Linked DNA regions of Homo sapiens: region 2 is linked to region 1. A link is an interaction called in ENCODE POLR2A ChIA-PET data of the cell type or tissue named here. Cell type or tissue: Panc1. All regions are shown on one strand. Each heading gives the region's core, and the rest is flanking DNA. Links, peaks and the distances in the headings are about the cores only.

What was found. ChIA-PET counts read pairs that join two places held together with the same protein. Peaks named below come from ENCODE experiments on the same cell type or tissue, not always from the same donor. Only the 100,000 strongest peaks of a DNase experiment are listed, where the experiment ranks them.
Region 2: POLR2A ChIA-PET joins it to region 1 with 10 read pairs; 2 of 35 experiments call an interaction of 5 or more read pairs at or near these places.

The regions. Positions count from the first base shown.
Region 1 is chr17:31,274,961-31,283,296 of GRCh38, reverse strand. The region is part of intron 36 of NF1 (neurofibromin 1); the gene reads right to left. Among named protein-coding and RNA genes, the nearest start is that of OMG, 18 kb to the left of the region's middle. In Panc1, for the core only: no CTCF peak of the experiment used is centred there; no DNase peak of the experiment used is centred there.
Region 2 is chr17:31,423,053-31,431,388 of GRCh38, reverse strand. The region is part of intron 1 of RAB11FIP4 (RAB11 family interacting protein 4); the gene reads right to left. LOC105371725 (a long non-coding RNA gene) reads left to right here and starts at 5,273. Exons shown (of 2, transcript XR_934661.3): 1 at 5,273-5,343; 2 at 5,839-6,105. RefSeq lists a silencer at 5,872-6,072 and an enhancer at 5,743-6,470. In Panc1, for the core only: no CTCF peak of the experiment used is centred there; no DNase peak of the experiment used is centred there; H3K27me3 peaks cover 133 bases.

The DNA.
Region 1 (8,336 bases), core at 103-8,102:
TACAGGTGCCCGCCACCACGACCAGCTAAGTTTTTGTATTTTTAGTAGAGACGGGATTTCACTGTGTTAGCCAGGATGGTCTCGATCTCCTGACCTCGTGATCCGCCCGCCTCGGCCTCCCAAAGTGCTGGGATTACAGGCGTGATCCACTGCGTCCGGACTTAGTTTTAATACTATCATTGAATAATTACATACAAAACCTAGATTCTCTGTATATCCAGATAAAGACATCTAAGACCCGGAAGTTAAAGTTCAAAGTGTGAACAGAAAATTTATACTCCAAGATGGTCATTGTTAAACAGTAATAGACTTGGCTATGGTTTAGAAAAGGAGGGATTTATCAAAATTTGTCTAGAAAGACAGACAATATCAAGTGTTGGGTGAAGATGTACAGAAATTCAAACTCTCATTCACTGCTGGTAGCAATGTAAAATAATGCAGCTACTTTGGAAAATCATTTGGCAGTTCCTCTAAAGTTAAACACTGAGGTACCATATGACTCAATTCCACTCCTAGATATGTATCTAAAAAAACTGAATGCATACGTCCACACAAACGCTTATATATTGTATGAATACAATAGAATATTATTCAGCTATAAAAAGGGATAAAGTTCTGATACATGCTACAACATGGATGAATCTTGAAAATATTAAAGTAAAAGAAGGCAGTCACAAAAGAGCACATATTGTATGATTCCACTTATATGAAACATCTAAACTGTGCAAATCCATAGAGACAGAAAGTAGATCAGTGGTTGCCAGGGGCTGAGGGGGGGCAGGAGGAAAGGGGAGAGTGACTGTTGATGGCTATGAGGTTTCTTTTTGGAGTGATGAAAATGTTTAAAATTAGACAGTGGTAATGAGTACACAACTCTGAATATGCAAAATTGTATACTTTTTTTTTTTTTTTTTTGAGATGGAATCTCGCTCTGTCACCCGGGCTTGAGTGCTGTGGCGCTATCTCAGCTCACTGCAAGCTCCGCCTCCCAGGTTCAAGCCATTCTCCTGCCTCAGCCTCCCAAGTAGCTGGGACTACAGGTGCCTGCCACCGCGCCCAGCTGATTTTTTGTATTTTTAGTAGAGACGGGGTTTCACCGTGTTAGCCAGGATGGTCTTGATCTCCTGACCTCGGGATTCACCTGCCTCGGCCTCCCAAAGTGCTGGGATTACAGGCGTGAACCACCACGCCCGGCCCAAAATTGTATACTTAAAAAAAAGATTTTTTTTTTTTTTTCCAGACAGGGTCTCTCTCCATTGTCCAGGCTGGAGTGCAGTGGCTTGATCTCAGCTTGCTGCAGCATCAACCTCCCGGGCTCAAGTGATTCTCCCACCTCAGCCTCCTGAGTAGTTGGGACTACAGGCATCAACCACCACATCCAGCTAATTTTTGCAATTTTTTTTGTAGAGGCAGGGTATCACTATGTTGCCCAGGCTGGTCTCGAACTCCTGGACTCAAGTGACTCTCCCAACCTCAGTCTCCCAAAGTGCAGGGATTATAGGTGTGAGCCACTGTGCCCAGGCAATTGTACACTTCAAAAAGGGTGAATTTCATTTCAATGAATTTTTTTTTTTTAAACTTGCCTAGGGGGTCAGAGTCAGGTTATCAAGATGGGTATTAAATGGAAAGGATAATGTCCCATGATAAAGGAAGGGCATTCAAACCAGGTGGAAAAGAGTATGCAAAAGCAGAGAGACATGTGAGGATGTCAGGGCATGGCAAAGGGGGCAATGGTGAGATGGTCAGCATAGCTGAAGCACCAAGTAGAGTTTAAAGCATCCTTCTACAGACATTACCCAACACTATGATGATTTAAGATGATTAACCAGTATTATTCCATATAAATGATCAATTGAGACAAATGCTTTTAAGACTTTTTTCTAGCATTATAGTGGAGATAATGTACAAAACATTCATTTGTCATTCTGAGCTTTTTGGGCAGACTTTGTGGCTTAGCCAGCTCCTAGAGTCTTCTTGGATCAACTGCCCTGATGATACCTTCAACAATGTGTCATAAACACTTCCCTGAGAATAGCCCAGAAGTTCACACAGGCTTACTTGGAATCACATCAACAACAGTAGAATCATCAGATTTTCAGAATACAAGGTCAGCATCTAGCCTCTTACCAAAATGACTTTCGATCTGCTTTGGCTCAGCAATCGTGCAAGTAAGGTGAGCTGTATAACAGATTATGAAGAGACTTGTATGAGATGCTAAAAAATATTTTTATAAGCCAGTGACTTTTTGAAATGTAGTACATATATGATTGGGTGCTACATGAAACAGGCATTTCATAGTTCTATATTTCCTTTTACTGTTGCCTTTTGTTGGTTTTCTAGTTATGGCAATCAATATTGATTTTCCATTCACAGTATAAACTTTCCTTTAAGAAAAAAAAGTCTATAAAAATACTGAATAAATAATATAGATGGTTATGAAGAAATGGCAAAAAAAAAAAAAATCCCCGAAGTAATACATGAATACCTTAAGCAAGAAAACTTAGCTAAAAGGAGCACATAAAGATTTTACCTGGAAGTGAAATGGTCACATTTCAGAGAGATGATTCTGGCAGTAATGTGTAAGATGGAGGCAATCTTACACCGGGGTAAAATACCGGTGACAAATACTCCAATTAGGAAATTGTTGTAATAGCCTAGACCAGAGGTCAGCAAAGTATGGCCCACTTACAATATCCTTCCCACAGCCTGCTTGTGACCTATTTTTGTATGGCCTCCAGGCTAAGTATGATTCTTACTTTTTTTTTTTTTTTTTTTTTTTTGAGACAGAGTCTCACTCTGTCGCTCAGGCTGGAGTGCAGTGGCGCGATCCCGGTTCACTGCAACCTCTGCCTCCCGGGTTCAAGCGATTCTCCTGCCCCAGCCTCCTGAGTAGCTGGGATTACAGGCACATACCCACACACCACCACGCCCAGCTAATTTATCTTTAGTAGAGACGGGTTTTCACCATGTTGGCCAGGCTGATCTTGAACTCCTGACCTCGTGATCCACCCTGCCTCGGCTTCCCAAAGTGCTGCAATTACAGGTGTGGGTTCTTACATTTCTTTCTTTTTTAAAAAAAAAAAAAATTAAAAAAAAACTTTATATGGGCTATAAAGCCTAAAATGTTTACTATTTGGTCCTTTACAGAAAAAATTTGCCAACCCCAGCTTAGACAACTGCTGAAGCTACCAAATAAGTTGGTAGCATGAGAGTGAAGCATAAAACAAAATTTCTGAAGCAGAATCAGTAAGACTTAATGACTAATCAGATGTATGTGGTAAGAGCAGGTAAAAATTAAGATTCTATAAACTCAGACAGATAGGGATACTATCATCCAAGAGAAGAAAACAGAAAGGAGAGCATCTTTTTAAAATTAAATCATTTTTCTTTGATTATGAAAAATAAGTGACAACAAGCCAAAATTAGATAACAGACTTACAGTATTATACCATTAGGAAGACAAACTTGCTCAAAGATGGGCATTCACCCTGAGAACCTATGTTTTACAACTATGGAGAAATGTGTTCTTTTTCCTATATTAGATTTCTAAAATGAAGAGGCTGAGATTTTACTATTGAAGAGAATCATGCTTATATACAATTCTAGAAGGTACTCACAATTAGGCCTCTCATAACAATGGCCTGTCTTTTTGCATATCCATTGTTCACAAAACTCCCAAATAGTTTCTTCCTTTTTTTTTTTTTTTTAAAGAGGCTGGAATTCTCCTTTGTTGCCCAGACTGGATTCTGAGCTCAAGCGATCCTCCCACCTCAGGCTCCCAAGTAGCTAGGATTACAAAATAGTTTCTTGAAAAACAACTGTCTACGCTAAAAAGCCACTTTTCAGTGCTATATACTACTAAAATGTTTTAAATGTTCTACTTTTAAATATAGGTTACAAACCTAGTAGCATAAAAATTTTAATCCTGAAAACCTGAATTGCTTTCAGACAACATCAGGTGCATTCAGGGTGGTATGGCTGTAGGCCTGAACTGCTTTCAGAAATAACCAAACATACATAAATTCATTTCAAAACAAAATTTTTTTGAGACAGGGTCTCGCTCTGTCCCCTTAACTGGCTGAAGTGCGGTGGTGGGAACATAGCTCACTGCAACCTTGAACTCCTGGGGTCAGGCGATCTACTTGCCTCAGCTTCCCAAGTGGCTAAGACTATACAGGTGTGTGCCACCACACCTGGCTAATTTTTTTTTAAATGTACTTTGTAGAGACAGGGTCTCATGATGTTGCCCAGGCTGGTCTCAAACCCCTGGCTTCAAGTGATCCTCTTGCCTTGGCCTTCCAAAGCACTGGGATTATAGGCATGAGCCACTGAAGCTGACCTCATTTCAAAATTTTAGAAGTCCTATTTAAAAGAGACATGAAGGCCAGGCGCGGCGGCTCACGCCTGTAATTCCAGCACTTTGGGAGGCTGAGGTGGGCAGATCACCTGAGGTCAGGAGTTCCAGACCAGCCTGGCCAATGTGGTGAAACCCCATCTCTACTAAAAATACGAAAATTAGCCAGGCGTGGTGGCAGGCACCTGTAATCCCAGCTACTCAGGAGGCTGAGGCAGGAGAATCACTTGAATCTGGGAGGTGTAGGTTGCAGTGAGCTGAGATCGTGCCACTGCACTCCAGCCTAGGCAACAAGAGCGAAACTCTGTCTCAAAAAAAAAAAATAATAAAAAAATAAACGAATGAATGAATGAGACATGAGGCACAGGTGCAATGAGCATAGACATGGCATAAAACTTAATAGGATTTTCTAAAAAAAAAAAAAAAAAAAAAAAAAAAAAAAAAAAAAAGCTTCAATTACCAAGGCAATGTCTGTGCAAATATCACTCAAGAAAAGATCTCTGTGTTCTTTTCAAAAAAAAAAAAAAAAAAAAAACCCAAAAAATCCAAAAAGACCAAAGAAAAAAATTACAGAAGGGAAAACTGGACCTGTTTCTAAAGTAAAATATTAAAACTGCAATTTGAAATTCTCAAGAAAGTGCTATATGAAATTTATGATCATTCTCATCATTTTCAGAAATTACTTTTTTCCATTTTCTTAAGAATTTTGGAAGAATCAATACGTGAGGGAAGACAGTTCTGGAAACATTTCAAAAACAGATCAACGGAAAGTAATGTAAGTATATAAAGAAAGACACAATTTTTTAACTTAATTTTTGTTTTTTAGAGACAAGGTCTTGCTCTGTTGCTCAGGTTAGGGTATCCATAGCTCACTGTAGCCTTGAATTTCTGGGCTCAAGCAATCCTCCTACATCAGCCTCCTGAGTTGCTGGGACTATAGCTCACATCCCACCATGCCTGGTGATTTTAGGAAGATGATACAGTGTACATACAGCTTGTAGCAATTAAGGTTCTAGCAGGAAACAGGTGGCAAATTCAAACTGAGATATTAGAGATTATGTATAAAGGAGAAGGCAGGTTTTAAGGAAACTCTTAAGAGACAGTGTGATACTACACCTGAAGTAGTGAGTGCAGGAAGCAGTTAGCAGAAAGCAGACACAGAGTAGGTTGTGTGGAGAGGGTCACCCAACAAAAACCATACTGCATGGATGGATGTAGCCAGCCCACTGGGACCCTGCAGAAACGGAGCCAAAAATATATACCTCCTAACCTTACTCTCTTTCTTCTCCCTAATCTTCCGCTTGTATTCCCTATGGGCCAGCTGAAAGCCAGAAAGGAGGGGAGCCCAATGATACCCTCTACACAGGTCAGCCTCTTAGGGTACACAGCAGGGTAAAGAACAGAGTGGATTTGAAGAGGCAAAGGCAAGATGTCCAGCATGTAGTTATGTTAGTCAGCACGAACTAATTTCTGTCACAAATAATCCCAAAATATCACTGGCTAAGACAACAAAAGTTAATTTCTCTTAAATCATGCTTTCTAATGGTTTTACCATCTTCTGGCGTCTTGGAGACCCCCTCCACTGAACCGTCTGTTTCTAGTAGGCGTTGATAGAAGAAAGCAAGAATGGAAGATTGGTGAGAAGTTAGACATCAGGCTTAAAAATCATATACAGTTGACCCTTAAACAACATGGCTTTGAACCATGCTGATCCACTTATACAGAGGTTTACTTCCACCTCTGCCAGCCCGGGGACAGTAAGACCAATCCCTCTTCTTTCTCCTCCACCTACTCAACATGAAGATAAAGAGGATGAAGACCTTCGTGATAATCCACTTCCACTCAGAGAACAGTAAATATATTTTCTCTTCCTCATGATTTTCTGGGTAACAATTTCTTTTCTGGAGCTTATTTCACTCTAAGAATATAGCATATACAACATTTAACTTACAAAACATGTTAATCTGTTTATGTTATCAAAAGGCTTCCGATCAACAGTCTTATTAGTAGTTTAGTTTTTGGGGAGGCAAAAGTTATACGTAGATTTTCCATTGCGTGGAGATTCAGTGCCCCTAACCCCAGTGTTGTTCAAGGGTCGATTGTACATCATTGGAACTGACATTTTACTGGCCAGAACTCAGTCAGATGGTACCACCTAACTATCAGAATGCTAAGAGTGGTATGGTGCTGTGCCCAGAAGGAAGAAGAGAAACATGAATATGCTAAGTACTATTCTTATCATGTATTATGTAACACTCCAGTAGAAAATGGAACAGCACCCCAAAATCAATCTCATCAATATTTCTGCAGCGCAACATTAATATCCACACTAAGTGAAACAAAGATAGCTAAAAACCTCCCATCTATGCAGATAAGGCATTTGCACCAAATAAATTTTGGTGTCAAACTTTTTTATTTTTTGATAAAACTTAAGGTTTTTGGAGGATTTGGGGTTTCAGATTACAGACAAGGGATTATGAATGTGCATTATGATCCACATTGTACAAATGAAGAAATCTTCTCAAAACAGCAGCCAGGAAAGTAGAGATGAAAGTTAAACTCAAGCCTGTGCCTTCCAAATTTATGCTAATGTGAAGGGAAAACTGCAAATAACCAAATAACTCTTACTTTAGACATCATTAATGATACCAGCCCTCCGACATGGAGAAACAGGAGGTATTTCAATGAATTCCAATACTTATTGTGCCCCTTTTTTTTTTTTTTTTTTTTTTTTGAGATGGAGTCTTGCTCTGTCCCCCAGGCTGGAGTGCAGTGGTGCGATCTCAGCTCACTGCAACCTCCACCTCCTGGATTCAAGCGATGCTCCTGCCTCAGCCTCCCAAGTAGCTGGGACTACAGGCGCATACCACCAAGCCTGGCTAATTTTTTGTATTTTTAGTAGAGATGGGGTTTCACCGTGTTAGCCAGGATGGTCTCCATCTCCTGACCTCGTGATCTGCCCACCTCGGCCTCCCAAAGTGCTGGGATTACAGGCATGAGCCTGTGTCCTATTCTTTATAACTGGCCCTGTGTCCTATTCTTTATAAACACTCACTATATTAGAAGCTAGAGGGAATAGAAGGAATAAGAGGTGGTATCTTACCACAAAAAAAGCCAGAATATGGTGGAAGATTTAGTTTCTTTAGTGAAAATGAGACTCTGATCAAAGTATAAAGTACTAAAATGACTGATTCTGACGTGAAGAATTAGGGAAGGATCGTATAAAAGGTGCTGACATGAGTGGAGCTTGAAGAAACAACACAATTTTGAATGAGGAAAGTACAGTAGTACCCCCTTAACTGTGGGGGATATGTTCCAAGACCCCTCAGGGATACCTGAAACCACAGAATTACAGTATTGAACCCAATATATGCTGTGTTTTTCTCCTATACAGAAATACCTGTGATAAAGTTTAATTATAAATTAGGCACAGTAAGAGATTAAAAACAATAATAAAATAGAAGTTATAGCAATATACTACAATAAAAGCACATGCACATGGCATCTCTCTCAAAATATCTTATTGTACTATACTCGCCCTTCTTGTGATGATGTGATATGACACAATGCCTATGTGATAAGATGAAGTGGGTTGACTAATGCAGCACTGTGACACAGTGCTAGGCTACTATTAACCTCATGATACATCCAACTTATGTTTATTTCTGGAATTTTCCATTGAGTATTTTCAGACCATGGTGGACCATGGGTAACTGAAACTATGGAAAGTGAAACTTAGGATAAGAGGGGGCTATTATTACACTTTGGGCAAGTTGGGGAGGCTGCACAAAGATACAAAGTTGGTGGGTATTTGAAGACCTGAATAATGGCAAATTGACTATTGTTTGTTTGGGAACATTTGAGTACTAAATAGAATTTAAATTTTACTTAATCATCATGAAGAGGCCTGGAGAGCTTAAGATAAATAAGAAAGAGAAGATAATGAGAAATCCAGTGTTGGAGAAACATTTGGCTAGGTGAT
Region 2 (8,336 bases), core at 109-8,108, 150 kb before region 1:
TCACTGAGATGGACACTGGTGGCTGATGAACTTTTCTGTTCTATTTGTACCTTGCACTTCAATGAAGAGTGTTAGATGAATAAGGAAGTAAGTTTTCACCTGGCAGAGTCAGCCATCCCTGAGGTTGGAGAGTTTCTCTCCCGTGTAACAGGAGGTAGGACAGAAACAGTTTCCATGCTGCTTGGTGTGTACAACCCACGTTGTTAGTGGCTGTAACACATTCTGCCCGGTGGGTTCATCATAATTTACTTCACCACCCCTAATAGCTGGGCATTTTGGTTATTTCCAGCTTTTTGCTTTTACAATTCATCTTTGGGGGTTCCTGCAGCTGTGTGGATGACCCATCAACCCCCGGCCTCTCAGATCCTTGACTTTCTTTTTGCCTCATATTCCACCTCAGGCACCAAGTCCCTTGGTCAACCCAGTGATCACCCCCTCCAATACCACCCATCAAATGTCCCACTCCCTGACCCCGTCCTCCCTCCCTTCCTGCCACTGCAGGGTTCTTCAGCATCACTGCGTCTGCTCACTGTCACTCACATTCAATCCATGCTCCCACTGTATCCCACAGCTCCCTCATTTCCCACACCTCTCAGGAGCCCCACCTGGTCATAGCCATCATCCTGTCTCTCCTGGATCATGCAAGTCTAACTGGATCGTGTCACCCACTCCTCTGCTTAAAACCTTCCAGTATCATTCCACCACACTTAGGATAAAAATCCAAACTCCAGGGCGGGCGCGGTGGCTCACACCTGTAATCCCAGCACTTTGGGAGGCCGAGGCGGGTAGATCACGAGGTCAGGAGATCGAGACCATCCTGGCTAACATGGTGAAACCCCATCTCTACTAAAAATACAAAAAAAATTAGCCGGGCGTCGTGGCGGGCGCCTGTAGTCCTAGCTACTCGGGAGGCTGAGGCAGGAGAATGGCATGAACCTGGGAGGCAGAGGTTGCATTGAGCTGAGATCACGCCACTGCACTCCAGCCTGGGCGACTGAGCAAGACTCTGTCTCAAAAAAAAAAAAAAAAAAAAAAATCCAAACTCCACAACACGGCCCACAAGGCCCCATGTGATCTGACCCCTTCCACTCCCTCTCCTCCCATGCTCTTCATCACTCACTGTACTCTAGCTGCACTGGCCTTTGGTCAGCTCCTCACGGAAACCACCACACTCTTCTCTGCCCCAGGGCCTTTGCACATGCTATTCCCTACAACTTGGACAGCTGTCCTCCCCATTCGCCATGTCAGTTCATCCTTCAGGTCTCCCTTTGTACCTCTATGAAACGTCCCTCCCTGAGACAGGTCTGTCCTGACCACCCCCATCCAATCAGGGCCCACCCCGCTGCTATCCTGTCTTGTAGCATCCTATACTTTCCCTTCAAACAATTTGTTGCAACTTGCTATTGTTAACTAAAAAGAGATTGACATGGAGGTCAAAGGAAATAGCGTTTATTTGGGAAACAAAGAATTGCAATTCAGGTACACGGGATCAGGACAGCCCCGAAGAGCATCCCAGGAGGCAAGTGGAGGAAGGATTCTTTTTTTTTTTTTTTTTTTTTTGAGATGGAATCTCGCTCTGTTGCCCAGGCTGGAGCGCAGTGGCGCAATCTCAGCTCACTGCAAGCTCCGCCTCCCAGGTTCAAGAGATTCTCCTGCCTCAGCCTCTCCTGAGTAGCTGGGATTACAGGCGCCCGCCAACATGCCCAGGTAATTTTTGTATTTTTAGTAGAGAGGCTGTTTCACTATGTTGGCCAGGCTGGTCTCCAACTCCTGACCTCAGGTGATCTGCCCACCTTGGCCTCCCAAAGTGCTTGGATTACAGGCGTGATCCACCACGCCCAGCCAGGAGACCAATTTTTACGGAGGATTTCCACAGAAAGTTGTTTTCAGAGGCAGCTCATTGGCTGGGCAGAAATCCTAGATTGCAAAGCCTTTCTGACTGGTGAGCTAGTCAGGGCACTCGCAGCTGAGAAATGCTGGAGACTGGCAGATCATGACTTCGGTTGCACACCCAAGTCTATTGGGATATTGTGTGGTTTGAACTTTAGCAGGTGTGAGTATCTCCCGACCTCACTGCAGAAAGCCTTAGCCTTAGTTTCTCCATACTCTTTCATGTAGTTGTATGTGTGTGGGATAATTTGATTAATTTATATCTTCTCTCTACAAAGTAAGCTCCCTAAGGGCAAGGACCCTGTCCATTCTGATCACCACTGTATACCTGGTCGCTTGCACCGTGACTGGTACATAGTAGAGGCTTCATAATATTTGTTTTTGCTCACACCTACAATCCTCTCCAAGGTCAGGAGAACCTCTGACCTTCAAGGTGGAGGTTGCAGTGATCCAAGATCGCGCCACTGCACTCCAGCCTGGGTGACAAGAGTGAAACTCCGTCTCAAATAATAATAATAATCATCATCATCATCATAATAATAACAACTTTTTTTTAAGAGCCATGTCCTCACATTATTGCCCAAGCTGGAGTGCAGTGGCATGATCATAGATCACTGCAGCCTCAAATGCCTGGGCTCAAGGGATCCTCCCACCTTAGCCTCCCAAGTAGCTGGGACTACAGGCACGCCACCACGCCTGGCTCAGAAGCCTGCTTCTAAATCTAAAACTGCTTCTAAAACTTAGTGGCAGCCCTCCCACAGCACCCATACAAGCATTCATTCATTCATTCACTCACTTATTCAACAAGTGATGACTGAGCACCTCTTACATGCCAGGCACTCTTTCAGGGGTTGATGGTGGTAGGTGCTGGTTCTGCTGGCTAGCCACACATACACAATAGTGCATACACATGTGTACACGCTCACACTCCTTGTCAGGCATCTTGCCGCTCCCCCTAATAATCACCATCAGTATCTATAGCACAGCCAGGCCAGGATGAGCTCTTTCCAGAATCTGCTCAGGCTGGGCTGCAGATGATGGATCTGAGGGCACCCGGGGCCTGCAGAGCACAGCATGCAGGAAACTGCTCACAGTCACTGTTGTCAGTGTTCACGCCATCACAGGCAGACTCGCCGGCATACCACACCACCCATCACAGGCACCGAAGCCAAACCACGTTGGGGATTCATCTATTTATAGGGACCACGTTTTTCTTGCATGCCCACAGCGTGGCAGCTGCAGCAGGGGTCTGAAGCCCTGGTCACTGCCGGTGGCCTGGCACCATGGGGGCTGTGCCCAGTGGGCTTTGGAAGGTGAGCAGTGGACAAAGAGGCCCCACCCTAACCATCTTCTCCTTGCCTGGAACCTGGCGGCTCTGTGCTTGCATCTTGATTCCAGCTGACCCTGCTTTTCCACTCTGGGGTGAGTCTGGGGTGAGGGAAGGGCAGAGGGGCCGTGCCACATTCTTTCTGTGAACCTCCCTGAACCTGGTACCTAGTGGGCTCTCAGGAAAGACCTGCAAAATTTCAGTAAAGGAGGAAAGTGGCTTTTTGCCAGCCTCCTCAACATTGCAGCTGCCCCCTCCCCCCAGCCATGCCAGCCTCTGACACTGCCAGGCAATGACGTGGCTTCTGAGAATAGCAATGCCCAGGTGCCACCTGCAGGGCTGCAGGGGAGCCCACCCACCATCCTGGCTGGCATTCCGCCTCCTCTCCTCCTGCCTTTGCATCGCTGGCATTATAGGGGGCCTGTGAATGTGGGGATGAGCCAGGGCACCCTCTACCCTCCAGCCTCCCATGCTCAGGCCTACAGTCCTCTCCAAGGTCAGGGCTCTGCCTTCATTATTTCTGAAGCAAGTCAAGGGTGGAGTCGGCCACAGAGTGCTGACTGACTGATGAGGACCCTCACCTCAAGTCCACCTAGGAGGCAGGAGTGCAGGGATTTGGATTCTGTAATCCCTGTGTCCACAGCTCCCTGAGGCTGGGAGACACTGGTGGGGCGAGCTGTCCATTCCTCTGCCAGCAAAAGCCTACCTGGGACAGAGGTGGGGGTGGGGTTGTTTGATGACAGGCAGACAGATGGGGTACTGAGGGCCACTGCATGGTCCCCGAAGCACCCACGCCATGGCCCAAGCTGCAACCGGGGGCACACCCCAGGCTGTGACCTCTCTACAGCTGCTCCCACAGGGCTCTTCAAAGAGTGGCAGCCCCAGAGTAGTGGCCACAAAAGTGCCAGGCCAGCCGGGCGCAGTGGCTCATGCCTATAATCCCAGCACTTCGGGAGGCTGAGGTAGGTGGATCACCTGAGGTCAGGAGTTCGAGACCAGCCTGGCCAACATAGAGAAACCCCTGTCTCTACTAAAAATACAAAAATTAGCCAGGCGTGGTCATGTGTACCTGTAGTCCCAGCTACTCAGGGAGGCTAAGGCAGGAGAATCGTTTGAAACAGGGAGGTGGAGGTTGCAGTGAGCCGAGATTGTGCCACTGCACTCCAGCCTGGGTGACAGGGCAAGATTCCGTCTCAAAGCAAACAAAAAACAAAAAACAAAAATGGCCAGGCACACTGATGTCCTGCCCTTTAGAAAACAAGTGTGAAATTGGGCTGGGCGTGGTGCCTGGCGCCCGTAATCCCAGCACTTTGGGAGGCCAAGGTGGGCAGATCACTAGGTCAAGAGATTGAGACCATCCTGGCCAACATGGTGAAACCCCGTCTCTACTAAAAATACAAGAAAAAGTAGCTGGGCATGGTGGTGTGCACCTGTAGTCCCAGCTACTTGGGAGGCCGAGGCAGGAGAATCGCTTGAACCCGGGAGGCAGAGGTTGCGGTGAGCCAAGATGGTGCCATTGCACTCCAGCCTGGGCAACAAGAGCAAAATTCCGTCTCAAAAAAAAAAAAAAAAGGAAAAGAAAAAGAAAAAAAAGAAAACAGGTGTGAAATTATTAGAACAATGCATGCTGGTTATTACCAATACATACCATCAACCACAGGCTCAGTGATTTTTAAAATAAATAACAGCATCATTTATGTGGAGAAGTATTGCAAATGCTTGGAGTCCACGGAGGGTTCACACATAGTCTCATTTAATCCTCACAGCAAACTTAACAGTAGCTATTATTATAGTCCCCCATTTTAAATTGAGGAGACTGAGGCTCAGAGAGGGTAAGACATTTAGACAAAGTCACTGCAGTGGTAACGCTCCCCTTTTATTTTCCTTTTTTTAAATTTAAAATTTTTGCCCACCTGTAGTGGCAACTCTTGAACCCAGGTCTTACTGACCCCAGAGAGTCAGCCACTGCTCCCTGTTGCCTTCCTGGGCCAGAGACTCTCACGGGGCTGTCTGCACTAAAGTGTTCTTTCTATCCCCTGGCGCCCTGAGCATCAAAGAAGCTTTACTCACTACGTGGGGACCCCTCGCCTTGGATCACAAAGAGTCTCGACCTTCCTGGACATCAGGTAACCTTTTGCCACAGATGGTCCTCGGCCAGACACATTCCACTGACCCAGCCCGTCATTTCACAGTTGGTGAAGCGAGGTCCCAGCGGGGGGAGGGGTTTGCTCAAGGTCACGCAGGGAGCATAGCAAATAGCCACCCCATGTGGTCTTCGTGGGGAGCCTGGGCCCCAGGCAGGGGAGCTGGGGGCCGCCCCCACCCTGGGGCACACACCATGCGTGGCTGGGCAGCCCTGGGGCTCCCCCTCTGGCTCCCAGGCCAGGAGAGACGGGTTCGCCAGGCCTGGCAGGCATTGCAGAAGCAGCTGTTGTCACTGAAGCACACACAGCTGGGCCCCAGCTTGCTGCCAGGGAAATTGGTTGTTCACTGGAAGTAAAATATTGATCTTTCCTTTTTGGGGCCACTCAATTACCAGGCTTCCCCTTCTATTTCTGTTGCCTTTCTCTTTGAGCTGATTTTTTCCCCCCACTCAGTCCCCTGGGTCACATCTCTTCTAGCTCAGACCAGATGATGTTAAAAAGCTTCGTTGCCGTTGCTGTCTGATTGATTACCAGCCAGATACTCCCTGAACCCATGCCCAGCCACCCACGCCTCCCTAATTTCAAGGTCTGAAGGCCAGATGGACTCAAGCAAGCCATTTGCCTTTCTGAAATCTCAGCTGCCTCATCTGAGCAAGTGAGATAAGCCGGCTTATCTTGCCGCTGTGAAGCTGTCTGCAAGGCAAGGTGCCTAATAAACGTCAGCCATTACTCACGGGAATCAAAGCAAATGCTTAGCGAGCCTTCCTTTGTGCCAGGCACTGTTCTGAGCGCTCTATGCATATGAATTTGTTTAATCCTCGCCACCACCTGGGAAGCAGATACCATTATTATTCCCATTTTACAGGGGAGGAAACTGAGACATAGAAAGGCAAAGTCATTCAGAATTAAGGTCACACAGTTCGTAGAAGACGGCTGAACACAAGAGGCCTGGTTCCAGACTCCATGCCCTTAGCCAGTAATTATTATTTCTGCTAAAATAATTGCAATCACTATTATTATGCTGACAGGTTTAGGGGCTTGCTCTGACCAGAGAAAGAATAAATCTGTATTCTGCTCTCTTTTAATCTAGAAAAACTGGCATTGGTACTGACAACTTTTGCTTAAGAATTTGAGTATTAAAAGAAAAATTAGGCCAGGCACAGTGGCTCATACCTGTAATCCCAGCACTTTGGGAGGCCGAGATGGGTGAATCACCTGAGGTCAGGAGTTCGAGACCAGCCTGGCCAACATGGTGAAACCCCATCTCTACTAGAAATACAAAAATTAGGCAGGGTGTGGTGGTGTACACCTGTAATCCCAGCTGCTTGGGAGGCTGAGGTGGGAGAATCACTTGAACCTGGGAGGCGGAGGTTGCAGTGAGCCGAGATCGTGCCACTCTACTCCAGGCTGGACAACAGAGCGAGACTCCGCCTCAAAAAAAAAAAAAAAAATTAGCTGGGTGTGGTGGTGCGCGCCTGTAGTCCCAGCTACTGGGGAGGCTGAGGCAGGAGAATTGCTTGAACCCAGGAGGCGGGAGGTTGCAATGAGCCAAGATTGTGACTCCATCTCAAAAGAAAAAAAGAAAGAAAAATTAATTTTGAGACACTGTGCCACTAAAGCAGAGGTGGCCAGCTAGCATCTCAGATGTGGCTTGAGGACAGACTTAAAATTAGATGCCAATATTTAAAGCCAAGCAAGCCTCCTGGTTCTGGTTAAGATGGAGTAAGCACACTACAGTCTAGCTTTCCCATTGATTATAACTAAAAACCCTGACAGAAGACATAAAACAACTACACAAGGACTGTGAAAAGTGAATAGTGGAAGGTGAATTGGGGAGGAAAACAAAAACGTTAAGTAAGATGAATACGGTGGTGAGCTTGCATATTTCCTGACCTAGACTCAGGAGCCCAAATCCCAGAACTGTGCAGCAGGTGCACAGAGAAAAAGCTACGGAAGAAACTCTCTTTCTGATGAGAAGCCGGGAAAGGGGGGCCTCCTGGGAAAAATCGAGTGGGAGAAGTGCCCTGGGTCTTTTTTCTCTCCCAGCCCCCTCCCTACAAGGTAAAACCTGTCCCAAAGGTTAGGTGGTGGCAGCAGCCGTAGCAGTCACACAGGGGGACCTAAAACTCCGAGAAAGGGAAAATCTTTTACCTGGAAAAAAATGAGAAAAAGGGGCCCCTGGAAGCTGGATAGGGCGGCATCACAGAAAGAAGGGAGCTTGAGAATATGATCCCATAAAGTTGTTGTATTTGAGGTCCTAGCCTACTCCTGAGCTGCACATACATGGAACTGACCCCAAATAACCTACCAAAGACTCTGAGAACTGAACTACAGTGTAGACTGAACAGACTGGCCCCTGGAGTATGTATACTTGGGGTGGATCTGAATAGCACTGCAAAGGCTTTGAAAACTGAACTGACATTGAAACTATAATTCACAGAGGGCAGGTTGGGATCTGAGGCGTCAACCTAACTGATTTAAAAAGCAAACAAACAGACTGGGCACAGTGGCTCATGCTCGTAACCCTAAGGCTTTAGGAAGCTAAGGTAAGAGGATTGCTTAAGGCCAGGGGGTTGAGGCTGCAGTGAGCCATGATCATGCCAATGCACTCCAGCCTAGGTGACAGAGCAAGACCCTGTCTCAAAAACAAACGAATAAACAAACAAAGAAAAAACTGACATTCTTCAGAGGATTTTAACAGGCCCCAGTGTCTTACAGTATTCCAAATGTCCAAGACACAGTCCAAAATTACTTGACATACAAAGAAACAGGAAAAGCTGACAACAATGTACAAGACAAAAGACAAAAAGGCTGGGCGCGGTGGCTCACGCCTGTAATCCCAGCACTTTGGGAGGCAGAGGCGGGCGGATCACGAGGTCAGGAGATAGAGACCATCCTGGCTAACATGGTGAAACCCCGTCTCTACTAAAAATGCAAAAAATTAGCTGGTCGTGGTGGCAGACACCTGTAGTCCC